Regions from separate parts of the Homo sapiens genome. Here region 1 is linked to region 2. A link is a loop called in an ENCODE intact Hi-C map of the cell type or tissue named here. Cell type or tissue: heart right ventricle. All regions are shown on one strand. Links, peaks and the distances in the headings refer to the core of each region. The heading gives the core; the rest is flanking DNA.

Region 1 (8,333 bases), core at 2,397-6,396, 310 kb after region 2:
GATTGACAAAGGCAGACAGCACCATTTTTGCCCCTGAAAAACATATACTTCATCCTAATATCCTAATTTTAAAGTGATCTAACTACAGCTGCTCCTGAACTTTAGCTGAATAATTTCAATTACTACAGGAGTTGGGGGTAGGGGGTTTGCCCTAAAATAACTTTTCTATCCATCTACCCATATCAGTCTCTAGAGTTTTGCCTCATCTTCTGTGCATTGGGATTTTACATTATCAAAAGAAAATCAACATGCCCCTTTTTTAAAAAAGAAAAATCCCTTGTTGAAAAAGAAATTGACAATTTTCCTTTTCCTATGTATCTCAGGATGAGTGACTCCCCTAGAGTGACTTCATAGGTAATTGAATTTCATATGAAATTTACCAAATAACAAAGGTCTGATATACTCTACAGATCATTCCATATAGCTGAAATACCTATCTGCCTGCCTGAGGCTTTTAAACAAAATGCCACATGAAGAACTGGCATATTTAGAATAGGGAAGTATTGTCCTCTGCCAAATTTGTCAGCATTGCCCATAGCAGAGGTGGACAGGAAACATTTCAAATACCATATATGATACCTTCCCTGGTGGTCTAGTGGTTAGGATTCGGCACTCTCATATACCATATAAGAGGCAAACAATCAACTTTTTCAACAACTTTGTAGTTCACATAGCACAACCTTATTGATTTTTGGCTAAGGCAATGAAAGGGTTCTGTGCTCAGACCAGAGAGATAGAGAGCAGGGAGAGAGAGAGAGGTTGAACAGAGCACTGAGTCCAGGGTTACTTACACTGGGTCACAGAGCAACCCTAGCTGGAGGGTAACAAGGCATATTTTGATTAGCCCATCTATAAGCCAGGTTCTGAAGACACACTGAACCCAGGAGGGAGTCTCAAAGGCTACTGGCTCTTTATCAAAGCCAACTCATAGCTCAGATTCTGAGCCTTGGTTCTAATTGCTAGCATCCCATCCCCCCATACCTGAACCTTTCACTTGCCTTACCAAATCCTTCAGTGCCTTCATTTCCTTCTGTCACTCATAAAAAGAACAAGCTTTGAAGCAGAAATGTTTGGGGGAAAAACAGCAACCTGTACCAGCTATAAAATAAACACATCTCCAGACCTCTGAATAAAGAAGGGGAAAAAAAGTGTCTGGCAGGGTCTCTCCCCCTTTCCTCTCTGATACTAGATTTTTATTTCCCACCTCATTCATATAAAAAAGATAACCCACAGAGTTATGCACCAAACTGTGAGCAAAAATGAATACAGTTAGGGTTGTGGTCTGCTCTCTGTTCATTTGGTAATTTCCATAAGCAAGCTCAGAGCACTCAGGTAGTTAGTTTTCTTTTCTAAAGCTAAGGAGCTAATCTTAAGCAAATAGGCACTTCCTACTTCTTCAAGCATTTGACTCAACTAGAGACAGTACATAAACACAGTGTTTGGTAATGTTGTAATGGTATCTGATAACACTCTAGAAACACCTCTTAATGAATCAGCAGAATCTACCTGAGTTAGGGCTGTCACCTTCCATATTCTGGTTAGGGGCCCATCACCCACATAGTTCAATGAAAGGCCTTGAAGGTATTGCTTTAACAAGCTCATGATGAGGACACTCACTAGAACTAGAGAAGCTATTGCCATGATCTGAAAACTGTATATGAGCTAGGCACGGTGGCTCTTGCCTATAATCCAACACTTTGGGAGGCCAAGGTGGGAGAATCCTTTGAGGCCAAGAGTTCAAGATCAGCCTTAGCAACAGACTGAGACCCTGTCTGCACACACACAAAAAAAATATTTAATTAAAAAATTAGCTAGTCATAGTGGTGCACACCTGTAGTTCCAGCTACTTGGGTGGCTGAAGTAGGAGAATAGTTTGAGCCCAGGAGTTAGAGGTGGCAGTGAGCTATAATCGCACCACTGCACTCCAGCCTAGGTGACAGAGTGACACCGTCTCTAAAAAAAAATTAAAAATAAAAATAAAACCTATATATGTATATATACAAGTTTTTTTTTTTTAATCTTAAGCCTAAAATAAGAGACTAAAATAAGAGGCCAAAGAGAATGGAGACACATTGCAACCAAATACCCCCAGCCCCAGTGGGATCTCTAAATTTTTCTTAGATTATTATTGCCTTTCAGGTTTATGTATTTCTTTTTTTGTTTTGTTTTTTTAGATGGAGTCTCACTCTGTCGTCCTGACTGGAGTGCAGTGGCGCAATCTCAGCTCACTGCAACCTCCACCTCCCAGGTTCAAGTGATTCTCATCCCTCAGCCTCCAAGTAGCTGGGATTACAGGCGACAACCACCACGCCCGGCTACTTTTTGTATTTTTAGTAGAGATGGGGTTTCGCCATGTTGGCCAGGCTGGTCTTGAACTCCTGACCTCAGGTAATCCGCCCACCTTGGCCTCCCAAAATTCTGGGATTACAGACTGGAGCCACCACTCCCAGTTCAGGTTTATGTATTTCTTACCTTTCTTCTTTTTTGGCTATAATTTAAAAAAGTATTAAATCTTTTCTTCTGATTGAAAAATCTCCAATGTTTTATAAATAAACAATCATGGTGTGCCAGCTCCATCGTAGGACACTAGTGCAGATTATAAGGATGCCAAGTGGAATGAGACACTGTCCCTGTTATGTAAATCTCCTAGGAGAAACACACTCTGATATTTTCAATAGTTAAATTCTAGAAAGGTTTTCTGGCTAAGTTCATATCTTGTGTTTTCTACATCCTCTTAAAATCTTACTATTTAAAATATAAAGACAAAAGAGCAATCTACAAAAATCTATGTATATCTCTTTTGTAACCTGTGATTTAATCAATTTAGACAACTGCCTTTGGTTAGATTTGGGTAACTAAGAATATGCATGGAGAAGCAAATCCTGACCTAATTCTATCACTAACTAACTGCTGAAACCTTTTGCTCTCTTTCCGCTTTTGCTCCTTTCTCCCACTTTCCATAAGCCAGTCAAAGTATTCAAGCTCCACATTATTCTAGCTGTAGAGACTTCTGCTCCAGATATTAATGTCTATAAAAATATTATCTCCCAGCAAAACCTTCCCTGTCTCTCAAAAGTAGGAAACATTTACCCATTCCTTTTGTATCTTCTCCCACTTAGTTGTGTGTGCCTCACGCAGGGGCTATGGCTTATTTACCCAGCTATCCTTTGCACACAGTATAATGCAAGATGCATAACAGCTACTAAGCAGTCAATAAACATTAGCTCCATGAACTTCCCCTCCAACATTTAGCTTAATATCTCTACATGCTAAATGCTGAATTTGTACTGATTGGCTGATATAAACTCTTAATTTGCCAATCATTAGAGGAAAAGCATTACTATCAAGTTTGCACCACTATTGTTTAGGCTATTATGTCTTCAAACTATTATAGCAAAATTCAGGCTATGCAACAAGCAGAAGCAAACATTAATGAGACAGTGCACTTGTGATACCAAAGCATTCCTCAGCCAACTGTCTTTTACTCTGCCTTTTACTCCCTGCTATAATCATTCAGTTAATATTTGCTAACCGATGAGTTGAATAGTGATGCATCATAAACAGTCTGATGACAGTACCAATTATAAAGACAAGAAAGGACCATGTGTTTATGTTCAGAAAAGAAACTGGCAAAGGCAGCATAGTAGAGGGGATTCAGCTGGGACTGAACTCAGGGTGCCTGATTATCTTGGCTAGTTCGCTATTCCACAAGTGTAAAGAAACCTATGGTGCTCATCCACCCTAGTGGAAAAGCATCTTTCCTACTGAAATTACCTTCCAGCTGCATAATGTCTGAACTATAGGGCTCTAAAAAGAGATTTCAACCCTTCGGTCAAGACTCCCTGAGCACCTGCTGTAACTCAGGTTCTATAATAAACAATAAAAGAATAAGATCTCAGACACTCACAGTCTAGTCTAAATGCTGGCAAACATTTTTTGTATAAAGCCAGATAGTAAATGTTTTAGGCTGTGTGGTCCATACAGCCTCTGTGGCAATCACTTTTGCATGCAGAGCAAAAGCAGCGTTAGAAAATATGTACACTATTAAATATGGCTATGTTTGGGTTGTAGTCTGCTTTATATACAAAATCAGGCAACTGACTGAATTTGGCCCACAGGGCGTAGTTTGCCAACTCTTGGTATTCAGGTACATTTTTTTAAATTGCAAAACAGTGAGCTGTATGTTGATGAAAGCTTCCCCTTGCATTTGCATAACATTTCATAATTTATGAAGCTATTTCATATATATTAGCTCAAAATTTAATCCCTCATACCAACCCTTTAAAATAGGTAGGTCTTATTATCTTCATTTTATAAATAAGAAAACTAAGGCTCAAATAAATTAATTTCCTTAAGTCATCATATAGGTAGAGATGGAGCTAAGATTTGAGCTTCCACCTTACAGGCGTAGATTACTAAATGCTCACCAAAACTTACTTCCTCTTCCTCCAGTGCACACAGACCGACTGCATTTTCCAGACTCCTTTGCAGTTGGGTGTGGCCATGTGATTAGGTTCTGGCCAGTGGAATTTGGGCATTGCCCTTTAAAACTTCCTCATAAAAACTGGCTAACATGATCCTCTGCTTTCTTTTCTCCTTCCATTTGGCCAGAGGAGGTACTCCTAGGGTAATCTTTTGGGTAACATGTTGACAACAGCAGAACCACAAGACAGAAGCAGCCTGGGCCGCTGAATCATCTCTTGGAAGAGAGCCACTCAAGCAGGAACACTTGTATTAGACTGGGAAAGCAGTAAGAAATGTGTATTAAGCCACTGAGATAGCTTTATCTGCATATTACTTTAGCTAATAGAGCCTGTGCCCAGGTCCAGTGTTGTTTGCATTCAACTATAGCCAAGATGCAAAGGATGAGTTTACCAGGCCAATGAGACAGAAGAGATCATATTTCAGAAGGGGACATTCAGGCAAAGCAAAGAGTGCTTTCAAGAAAGAAGAAATTGTTCTACATGGTTAAATAGTAAACTAGCAAGGTAGTGGAAGGAGAGGAGGCAAAGATAAGCACTGGGAAAGACCTGTGCCAACACTGCGGTAAAAGGACTTGGAGAGAACAAGAGACAGCAATTAGATCTGCCTCTAGCACACTCAATCTAAGGAAGAAGAGGCTGGAGGCAGGGAGACCACCCCTAGAGTCTGATCAGCCCCGGCCTCACCAGAGCAGAGCTGTGAGCCGGCAAAATATTTTCTTTATGTACCCTGATTTTTAAATAAATCTGATTTTTTCCAATTATAAATGTAATATATGATAATTACAAATGTATAAAGAAGTATGAAGAAGAAAATAAATCACAAATAATCTCATACTCAAAGATAACCAGTATTAATATTTCAGAGCATAAACTTCTGAGCTCATTTTACCTTTCTCTTTAGCAGATATGTTTAGGCATGAAGAAAAATGGAAATGTAAGATAATATTTTCAATTGACTATAACTATCAGCATCTTCTCATATCAATCACCATAGATATTCACATACTATTAGTAGCCTTGTGCACACAGTATAGATGTGCTATCATTTTTTAAAATCAATTGTCTACTAGTATATATTTAGGTTGCTCCCTTTTTCTTGCTATTACAAAAATTATTGCAATAAACTTACTTATACATTTATCTTCGTGCAAATGTACAAGCAATTTGACAGGACTAATTTCTGAGCCAAAGAGTTTTTCTACTGTCAAATTGCCCTCCAGAGAGATGGTACTAATTCAGATTCCCACTAGTGGTGTATAAAAGTGCCAATTTTCCCACACTTTTGGTGACATTGAATGTCATCTTTTTTTTCCTTTTAATTCTTTGGCAATCTGGTAAGGCAAAAACATATATATCTATCTCATTCTTTTAATTTTTGAAAACACAGTTACTCAAGTTTTTAGTTCTCTTCTTTGTATTTTAAAATATTCTCTCTGGTCTATGGATGATCCTAAACATATATTTATTATCTTTAAAGTTACAGTGTGTTTAATTTATACAACTGGGCTAAGTGAATAGAAGCAGAGTCATTTTTGGATTTGAAAGACTTAGTGTGAAAGAAGTTAACACAAATAATCACATGTTAATTCTCCTCAAGGGGTATCAAGGATGGTGGGTGAATTAGCATTGTCAGAATTGAGTAGATAATCTATTTCTGCTTTTATGTGCTCTAAATAACAAGCCAGGTACTCATTAAAATTAGCTAAGGATTTGTTTAAGTTATTGCTTCTTTGGTGTTTTTCACACCTTTATCATATGCTTGACTTATCTTTGGTTTTGGTTATATACTAGCTAGGGCAAAGGGTAAATATACAAGGAAGCTTAGAGAAAAAATATAAGTAGAAAACTAATATAGGTTGTCAAACCTGAGAAAAAGGAAATGATGAGACACAGATGAGGTGTGTGTGTGTGTGTGTGTGTGTGTGTGTGTGTGTGCATGTGTGTGTAAGACAGATACTAAAATGAGCAGGCATGTATTATTAGGACATATATTCCAAGGTAACATTTATTAAAGGCCTATGTACCAAGCACTGGACAAGACTTGTTATCCACATTATTTTATCTGATCCTCACAACTCTTTGAAGTGCACAGAATCCATATTTTTTAAATGAAAATGCCCAAAATCCATATTTTTAAATTGTGTGCCAGAGAAATTGACCAAGGGATTAGCCAAAAGCTCAGCCACTATTAGAACTTTCGCTTGTCTTTTGCTATAATTTTATTCCAAATTCCATACTCTCCCCCACTGTACACTAAAAAAATCCTGGATTAGAATTTCCAGTGCTCTCCCTGACACCAGTGTTCCTCTTCTCTCATGTAGGGGTACAAAGAAACAAATAAATGATAAAGTAAAAAGGGGAATGGGTTGCATGTGAGAATAAGGGATGGTCCCAGCAACTTTAATAAAGGAATAAGAAAATAAATTATCTATTGAGTATATGAGAAATTAAATTGAAGGGAATGTAACCTTAGAATAGTGTCAGAAAAGTCAGGAATAAATAAGTTCAGGATAAAGAAGTAGCACAATAAAATAATGGCATGAAAAAACACACATATTTGTAAAATGAAAATATTTCTAAAATGAAAAATAATAACTAGAAACCACATAATTATAAAACTGATTGGCTCAACTGAGAAATATTATGTCCAGCCCCTTAATCTTAACCTGCTGTTAAAGGAACACTTTCTCCATTGTGTTAATATTCTTAATAATCACATGCCAACTTCCCCACCACTTTTTAAATGCAGTAACCAAAACTGAACCCTTTCATCAAAAGAGTCACGTTGGCCAAGCGCGATGGCACATGCCTGTAATCCCAGCACTTTGGGAGGCTGAGGGGGGTGGATCACCTGAAGTCAAGAGTTCAAGACCAGCCTGGCCAACATGGCGAAACCCCATCTCTACTTAAAAAAAAAAAAAAAAAAAAAAAATACAAAAATTAGCCAGGAGTGGTGGCGTGTGCCTGTAATCCCAGCTACTCAGGAGGCTAAGGCAGGATAATTGCTTGAACCCAGGAGGCAGAGCTTGCAATGAGCCAAGTTTGCACCACTGCACTCCAGCCTGGGTGACAGAGCAAGACTCCATCTCAAAAAAAAAAAAAAAAAAAAAAAGAGTCACATCACCCAGCAAATACAAAGAGAATGCTAGTCAGGAACTGCTAACACTATTTGCAGTAACAATCAACAAGTTGAGAACTTTCATCTGTTTGTTGCTCTCTGTGAACCTCATCGGGGCTTCTGCCAAGCCTGCCAATATTTGCTTCACTTTGCTTTGTTTCTGTTCTTAATAACACTTACCCGAGCTTAGAACAAGAAAAAGCACTGGACTTAGAAAGATCCCCTAGCCCAACACAAGAGGTAGACAACTGACTCCAAGGTCTGACAGTTAATTCAGGTCAAAGCCAGATACAATCAACCATTGATTCTTATCTTCGTGGGCATGCATGGGGTTTTATAAACCAAATATATTCTAAATTGTATTTCTATGTAAAAAATAAGACGAATTGAGAAAACTAGGGAAAAGATGTCTAAAAACAGAAAGGACAACTGTGGAGAGATTACAACAAATAGGAGAGGGTGAGGGTTCAGAGGGGAAAATAAGAAACGTGAGCCTAGGCTGGGTGCGGTGGCTCACACCTGTAATCCCAGCACTTTGGGAGGCCAAGGCGGACAGATCACCTGAGGTCGGGAGTTCAAGACCAGCCTGGCCAACATGGTGAAACCTTGTCTCTACTAAAAATACAAAAATTAGCCAGGTATGGTGGCACACGCCTGTAATCCTGCTACTTAGGAAGCTGAGGCAGGAGAATTGCCTGAGCCCAGGAGACAGAGGTTGCAGTGAGCCAAGA
Region 2 (8,333 bases), core at 2,091-6,090:
GTTTTTAATCTATTTTGGGTTAATTTTTTATATGGTATAAGATAAGGATCCAATATCATGCTTTTACATGTGTGTGATATTTGCTTTATATAGTTAGATGCTTTCCAATGTTAAGTGCATATATTTTTACAATTTTTATATTCTCTTGATGAATCTGTCCCTTGTATCATTACATAATGACCTTCTTTATCTCCTGTGACAGATTTTGAATAAAAGTCTATTTTGTCTGATATAAGTTTAGCCACCTTAACTCTCTTTTTGTTGCCATTTGCATGAAATATCTTTTGCTGTCTCTTCACTTTTATCTTATTTGTGTCCTTAAAGTTAAAGTGAGTCTCTTACAGTTGACATATATTGGTAGATCTTATTTTTTTTAAAATCCATTCAGCTACTCTGTCTTTTTTGATTTGAGAACTTAATGCATTTACATTTAAAATAATTATTAATAGGTAAGTAATTCCTATTACCATCTTTTTCTGACTTTTTTTTGTACTACCTTTGTTTCCTTCTTCCTTTCTTGCTGTTTTCCTGTCTGATTTGTGGATATTTTTTGTAGTAGTATGCTTTAATTTCTTTCTCTTTCTCTTTTCTGTATCTACTACATGTTTTTTTCTTTGTCATTACCAAGAGGCTTACATAAAATATCTTATAGTCATAACAGTTTATTTTAAGCTAATAATTACTCCAGTTCAGTTGCCTATAAAAATTCTACACACTTACTTCTTCTATGCACACATTTTGTGCATAGACACATTTTGATGTCACACTTTAAATCTTTTTATATTAAGTATTCATTAACAAACTATTGTAGCAATAGTTATTTTTAAAACGTTTTAAATTTTTATACTAGAGTTAAAAGTGACTCATGTATCAACATTACAGTATTAGAGTATGTAACAACAATACATTTAAGTTTAACAGAGAGTTTTTAACTTTCATATATTTTCATTGCTGTTATTTAACATTCTTTTGTTTTGACTTAAAGATGTTCCTTTGTCATTTTGTATAAGGCAGGCCTAGTGGTGATGAACCCCCTACAAACAACAAATGTTTATTTGTCACAGTTTTGGAGTCTCAGAAGTCCAAGAGCAAAGCCCTGGCAGACTCAGTGTCTAGTGAGCTCCTTATTCTTGGTTCATAGACGGCACCTTCTTGCCATCTATGAATGGAGAAAGGGATGAATGGAGAGGGATGGAGAAAGGGATGAATGATCTCTCTTGGGCCTCTTTTATAAAGACACTAACCCCATTCATGAGAGCTCTGCCCTGATGACCTAATCAGTTCCTAAATACCCCACCTCCTAATGCAATTATCTGGGGGTTAGGATTTCAACATATTAATCGGTGGGGGGGGGGGACACATTCAGATTATACAGACTATTAAAAATAATGCTGTAATAAACATTCATGCACAAGTTTTTCTGTGGACATATGTTTCCATTTCTCTTGGGTATATACCTAGGAGTAGAATTTCTGGGTCATATTGTAACTCTGTATTTAATCATTTGAGAAAGTACCAGACTGTTTTCCAAAATGGCTGCACCATTCTACAGTCCCACCAACAGTATATGCAAGTTCTGATCTCTCCACATCCTCACCAATGCTTGTTATTATTTGACTTTTTAATTTTAGTTATCCATAGCTATGAAGTACTGTCTCTTGGTTTTTTATTTGCATTTTCCTAATGGCTAATTATGTCAAGCATCTTTTCATGTGCTTATTCACCATTTATATATCTTCCTTGGAGAAATGTCTATTCAGATTCTTTGTCCATTTTTAATTGGATTATTCAATTTTTCATTATTGAGTTTTACAAGTTCTTTATATATTGTGGATACCTAACCCTTATGAGATATATGACTTGCAATCTTGGAAGTATTTTCTCTCATTCTGTGGGTTTCCATTTCACTTTCTTGATGGTGACCTTTGAAACACAAAAGTTTTAAATTTTGATGAAGTCCTATTTATCTATTTTTTCCTTGATTGCCTGTGTTTTTGGTGTCAGATTTAAGAATCCTTTGCCAAATCCAAGGTCATGAAGGTCTTCTTCTAAGAGTTTTATAGTGTTAGCATTTATATTTTGGTGTTTGATTCATTGTGAGTCAATTTTGTGTATGGTATGAGGTAAGAGTTCAACTTCTGTATTTTGCACGTGGCTCTCTGGTTGTCCCAACTCCTTTCATTGAAATGAATTTTTTTTCCCCACTGAATGGTCTTGGCATCTTTCTCAAAAATTAGTTAGATGTATGGGCTTATTTCTGGATTCTCAATTTTATTTTAGTAATCTGTATATCTGTCCTTGTGTCATTACCACATTGTCTTGATTACCATTGTTTTGTAGTAATTTTGAATTCAGGAAATACGAGTCTTCCAACTTTGTTTTTTTACAAGATTGTTTTGTATATTCTGGTTTCTTTACAATTCCATATGAATTTTAAAATTATCTTGCCCATTTCTACAAAGAATTTGACTTTTTTTTTTTTTTTTTTTGACGGAGTCTCACTTTGTTGCACAGGCTGGAGTGCAGTGGTGCAATCTTGGCTCAATGCAAGTTCTGCCTTGGTTTCAAGAGATTCTTGTACTTCAGCCTCTGGAGTAGCTGAGACTACAAGTGTGCACCACAATGCTCGGCTAATTTTTGTATTTTTTTAGTAGAGATGGATGTTGCCATGTTGGCCAGGATGGTCTCGAACTCCTGACCTCAAGTGATCCTCCTGCCTAGGCCTCCCAAAGTGCTGGGATTATAGGCGTTAGCCACCATGCCCAGCCAGAATTTGACTTCTTTCCTGAAATAAATAAGTAGCTAATAAAATGCATTCCACCTTAACACTTGAAAGATATTTTAGGCCAGGTATGGTGGCTCACACCTATAGTCTCAACACTCTGAGAGGCCGAGGTGGGAGGATTGCTTGAGCTATGGAGTTTGAGACCAGCCTGGACAGCATAGTGAGACCCCCATCTACAAAACAAAACAAAACAAGATAGCTGGGCATGGTAGTTTGCACCTGTGATCATAGCTACTCAGGAGGCTGAGGTGGGAGGATAGCTTGAGCCCAGGAGTTCAAGGCTACAAGTGAGCTATGATCATGCCACTGCACTCCAGCCTGTGCAACAGAGCAAGACCCTGTTTCCAAAAAAAAAAAAAAGGCAAAAAAGACACACACCATATTTTAAAGTCAGGCAATTAGGCAGAGCAGATACTTAATATATTTAGCAAGAGCACATAAGAAAATGGAAAACATTTTTAAAATCTGTCAGCCAGGCAGTATTATCAGAAAATTCAACCTTGTTTGTGTTCCTGAAAAAGGAATTAACTCTTAGACAATAAAGGAAGCATATCCAGGTCCTAGGTTAAATAATGGGAATGATTTCTACTATGTTAATGAGGAGATACTCATCACTTACTCCGATGCCCTAAATCCAGTCTTCCTACATAGGTCTAATACATGTAGAGTGGATAGCTCATTTAGAAATGCTTACTCTCCTTGCTGGTTGGTGAAAAGGGTCTTAGAGTAATGATTGGGCTTATTTTGTTTGGGTTTTTTAAATTTAGTGTAGTAAATTTGCATTCCAAAAAGAGAACACTAAGTTTTGAAGAGGCTGATAGCTTTAGAAAATTAATGTTTTCTTGGCTTCTGACTGAGCTGGTTTATATCAATTTTGTATAAATATGTATTATAGTTGGGTAAAATATTAATATGTCCTGAAAGGAAGGTCTCTAAATACTAAACGAGTTTTTCCTAGCTCATTTTACTCAGAAATTTCCAGAAACACTAAATTCTAAAATATCTCAATGATATACCTTGCTTTTTTTTTAGTATCAGTGAAAGCATTCAACTATAGTCTAACCCCTCTCTTCATTCCACAACATGTACCCAAACAGTAATTCCTCAAAGGATGAAAGTAATCCATGTACATAAAAACCAATGAGAATAGAAGAGGTTTATGTCATCTATTCAATAAAAAATCACAAATGTAAATGGTTGTTTTGATTATTTCTATTCTTTTCCTCTAAATTCTTATTCCAAGAATACATTTACTTCGATACAGAAAGTGGACATTTATTCTTGCAGCCTTAGAATCACTTTTACTTTTTCTCCAGGAAAGTAAAACTGCAAGTGATTTCTGCTTTTTGCAAGAGTAGTTTTCTGACAATAAGTGTAAAACACGTTTGACTTTTTATTTTATGCTCCTCACCAGGGCTGGACATTTATGACCAAGACATGCTACAAGGCTACAATGACAGCTCACCCTGTAGCCACTTAAATCAGCAGCAACATAACGTTGACAAATGATTCTAATCATTCCAAGTCACTAACACAGATATTAGCACAAATAGATGCTTAAGGAAGATTCTACTGCAGATTTTTCTGTCGATACTCTTCAAGGAGCAGGTAGAGACTACTCAAATCATACATTTAGCCATTTCCAAAAATAACTAGCATTTCTCTCATTTTATGCCACTAGATGGCACAGCTATACCTAAATAAACCAAGGAATTTGTATAAAGGAGGAAATTGAATCTCAGGTTAAAATAAGCCTTGTCGAGTTGACACATCCATGACATCTGAAACACAAAAAAATGGGGAGTGCTGGAAAACCATGATCCCTTTGACTATTAGAAAATGATTTGGGAAATTATAATTTGGAGCCATAGTACAGTTTATTCATTTCCTAGGGCTTGTTACATTACTACGAGTGGCTTAAAACGCAAAAATTCATTATCTCACAGTTTGGAGGCTAGAAGCCAGAAACCAAGGTGGTTTTGTTTTGTTTTGTTTTATTTTGTTTTGTTTTTACTTCCTGAGGCTTTACAAAAGAATCTGTTCCATACCCCTAATTGGGTGCAGGACACGCTGCTTCCAAATATGGCACCTTGGCATTTGAGAAAACAGCAGAAACAGGAAAGTCACTCTTACATTCCCACTTTCTCCCTGAGGCAGATCATAAGAGCCCAGTTTGAGAGATGCCCTCCTTATACCCAGAAGAAAGAAAAGTCCTTATCTCTGAAGACACAGGAACACAGAGAAGAATCTGAACAAATGGGTTTTGCTAAGTTTTCCCCCAATTTATCATCCTTAGATGGCACGTTTTTATCCAACCGTACTTCTCTACTACTGTCTACTTCTCCAACAACTTAGCATTAAAAATAACCTGTTTATTTGGGCCTTTATTTCTTAATGCTCCTGTGCCATGTAAAGCTCATATCAAATTAGTGTGTATCCTTTTCTCTTGTTCATCTGTCTTTTGTTATAGGGTCTTCAGCCATGAAGCAAGCAATTGGCAAAGAAAAGCAATCTTTTTTCCCCTTCTTCTAGCTTCCGGTCATTTCCAGTAATCCTTGGCATTCCTTGGCTTGTAGACCCATCACTCCAATCTGCCTCTGTCTTCATGTGCTATTCTCCTTCATGTGTCTTTATGTCACCACATAGCCTTCTTACAAGGACACCAGCCATTGTGTTTAAAGCCTACTCTAATCTAGTATGACTTCATGTTAACTAATTATATTTGCAATGACCTTATTTCCAAATAAGGTCACATTCTGACGTTCCAGCTGGACATGAGTTTGGGGTAACACCATCCTGTTCAGTACTCAGTGCAACACCCAAGCTGTGTAGACAGGTTTGGAGCCTGGCTGCATCAGTGCTGAGCAGTGAGACTCATGGACAAGTTACGTAACCTGCCTAAGCACTATGTTTTCATCTTAAAAAATAAATAATAATAGAAAAATAATAATAATAGTAACAATATTTGCCTTGTAGCACTGTTGTGAGAATTAAATGAGGTAATGCTTGCAATGAGCTTAGTGTCAGACACATAGTAAGTGCTCAATAAGTATTAGTTATTATTATTGTTATTGTTACTGCAATTCAAAAACAAGGATTCTTGCCCTATGTTTCACACCAGAGCCTGAAATAGAAAGCTCCCTAGTAGTATATCCAAATTTTGATTAAATGATGAAGAGGGAAAAATGCATCTCCTGAAAAACAGTCTTCTGTTTCTGTACCTTTTCTCCTCCAGGAAAGGACACTAGAGCCCCTGTGTCTTCATTTTTTTTCTATCATGTATACCTTAATTTTACTGGGTCTATTTTCCAAAAAGGATTTCCAATGGTAATGTCCTTGTGTTCTCTCCCTGCCTCCTCTGGTTCTGAACATGCCATAGGAAAGGTCTTTACCCAGAAGATCTGAGGAACAAAGTTCAGCAGTGTTTCAGTAAGTGGGTGACAAGGGAAGGACAAAGTGCAGCTGGCTGTCCAACCTGATGCAGAACCAGCTCAGGACAGACAAGCCAAGTCTTGCCCAAGGACATGGAAGGGGAGGAATGGGCTGGGGCTTGAGCAGGACAGGAGAGGTTGTGACAAAACAATCACCCTTAGGGGCTGAAACCAGAAGTGGATCTGGTGGACAAAAGTAATGCTTCAGAGGAAGGAGCCCTCCAAGGCCCTCCGGAAGAATGGAGGTTAGGGACAACCTGAGAATCAGCCAGTTGGAAGGAGCATGGCTTTCAGAAAGAAATGGGTACTAAAGAAGCAATAAGTGATAAGTAAAGTCTCTTTCCAGAGCCCCCAGGATCAGTGGAGACCCAGGCTCTGAGACTCTCCATGCAGACGCCCCGTGGACACCTCTACTTTCATACCTTTAAAGCAGACCCATCTGCCCTACCCTCAGAGATCTGCTCGGGTTCTGCTTCCCTTTCTCAGAGAAGTTCTCACCAAGTCCCCAGGCTCACCAGCCAGAAGCCAGGGGTCATCTAGGACCCATCCCTTGTCCTCATGTCCCATGTCCTGTGGGTTTGACAACTTCTGAGTTGGTTGAATCCATCACCTCTGCCTCTGCCTCTTCCCCGTTGCCTGCAGAATACAGTCTTGGGCATAGAACACAAGGCTTCCATACTCTGAGCCCTGTCTACCTTTCCAATTCCACGTTCCTGTTTCTCCACAGCCCCATCAAACTCCCTCTGTGGTGAACATAAGTGATTGCTGAGTGAATACATGAAAGAATAAATGCATCATTACAAACAGGAAGAGTTTTGACATTTCCTAAGGGGTAAGATATATGTTTACGAATATTTTGCTGTCAAATTCTACCTTTTAATAAAAGACTGTGGGGTTTTCTTATTAGATGGACAGTTCATTGTGAATTGAAAGTGGTCCTATCCACTGTGAGAGTACAGATTGCATCTTTTTCAGCCCTCACATAATAATATTTTCAATATTATTTATTGAATGGCGAGATCTAAACTCTCAGGAGGTAGGGACTTCAAGTTTTCCTCCAAGGCTGCGTCTTTGGCTTGGGTCCTGATAATCATCTTATATGTGGTAGAAGCAGAAATGACTAATATGGATTAATACTCCCTGCTCCTACAGGAAGGTGCCCAAGGCAGGCAACTCTAACCTAGTGGCAGGAGCTAGGAGAAGGAACTGAGGGCCAGAACAGAAACAACACGTGAAGGAAGGAGACAGGCAGGGAGCAGGTGGGGAGCTAAGAGAGCTAAAGTTGATGCATGGATAGATAGAGTCTGTGGCAAAAGCCCAAGAAGCAAATATCAGATGGGATAAGTCAGGTAAGATATTAAGACATCAGAGGCTAGGTGTGGTGGCTCATGTCTGTAATACCAGAACTTTGGGAGGCTGAGGTAGTCAGATTGCTTAAGCCCAGGAGTTTGAGACCAGCCTGGGCAACACAGCAAAACACCATCTCTACAAAAAATACAAAAAAATTAGCCAGGTTTGGTGACACATGCCTGTAGTCCCAGCTACTCAAGAGGCTGCGGTTGGAAGATTGCTTGAGCCCAAGAGGTCGAGGCTGCAGTGAGCCATGATTGCACCACTGCATTCCAGCCTGGGTGACAGGGCGAGACCCTGTCTTCTGGGGAGTGGGGAAGGGCAGAAGACCTCAGAAAGAAGTTAAGGTGCTGGACTCCACAAGGCAGAGGTAGACAGTTCCCACGAGTGCTCTGTATGGGTCTTGTTAGGGACTGGATTGTGCCTTCCCACCCCAAATTCATATGTTGAAACCCTAGCCCCAGTGTGATGATGATGCAGGATGTCTCCTTAACCCTTTTGTGGAACTTCTGACAGGGGTGTCCCGTTTACTCAGCCCACGGTGCTCAACCCTTCACCAGAGGGAGCATGTGAGCAAATGAGTACAGGAACTGGCTAGCTGCTTTAGTGCTGGCAGGAGCGAACTTTGTGCAGGCCCTACTGCAGCATCCAGATGGGGATGCCTGTGATCCCAAAGCATCAGAGCGCATGTTACAATGCTCTCTTTGCCCCGCCATTCACAGACAGCAATGTGTTATTAGCTCAGTGGGCCCTTTGCCTTGTCATGT

What was found. Hi-C counts contacts between places; a loop is a spot of excess contacts. Peaks named below come from ENCODE experiments on the same cell type or tissue, not always from the same donor. Only the 100,000 strongest peaks of a DNase experiment are listed, where the experiment ranks them.
Region 1: a loop joins it to region 2, with 5 times the contacts of the local background. A loop is called at or near these places in 1 of 110 quality-filtered maps.

The regions. Positions count from the first base shown.
Region 1 is chr3:155,660,512-155,668,844 of GRCh38, forward strand. All of the region lies in intron 2 of PLCH1 (phospholipase C eta 1), which reads right to left. Among named protein-coding and RNA genes, the nearest start is that of PLCH1, 80 kb to the right of the region's middle. In heart right ventricle, for the core only: no CTCF peak of the experiment used is centred there; a DNase peak (open chromatin) is centred at 4,690; H3K27ac peaks cover 662 bases.
Region 2 is chr3:155,348,634-155,356,966 of GRCh38, forward strand. No RefSeq gene overlaps it. Among named protein-coding and RNA genes, the nearest start is that of STRIT1, 59 kb to the left of the region's middle. In heart right ventricle, for the core only: a CTCF peak has its summit at 4,458 (motif pointing right); no DNase peak of the experiment used is centred there.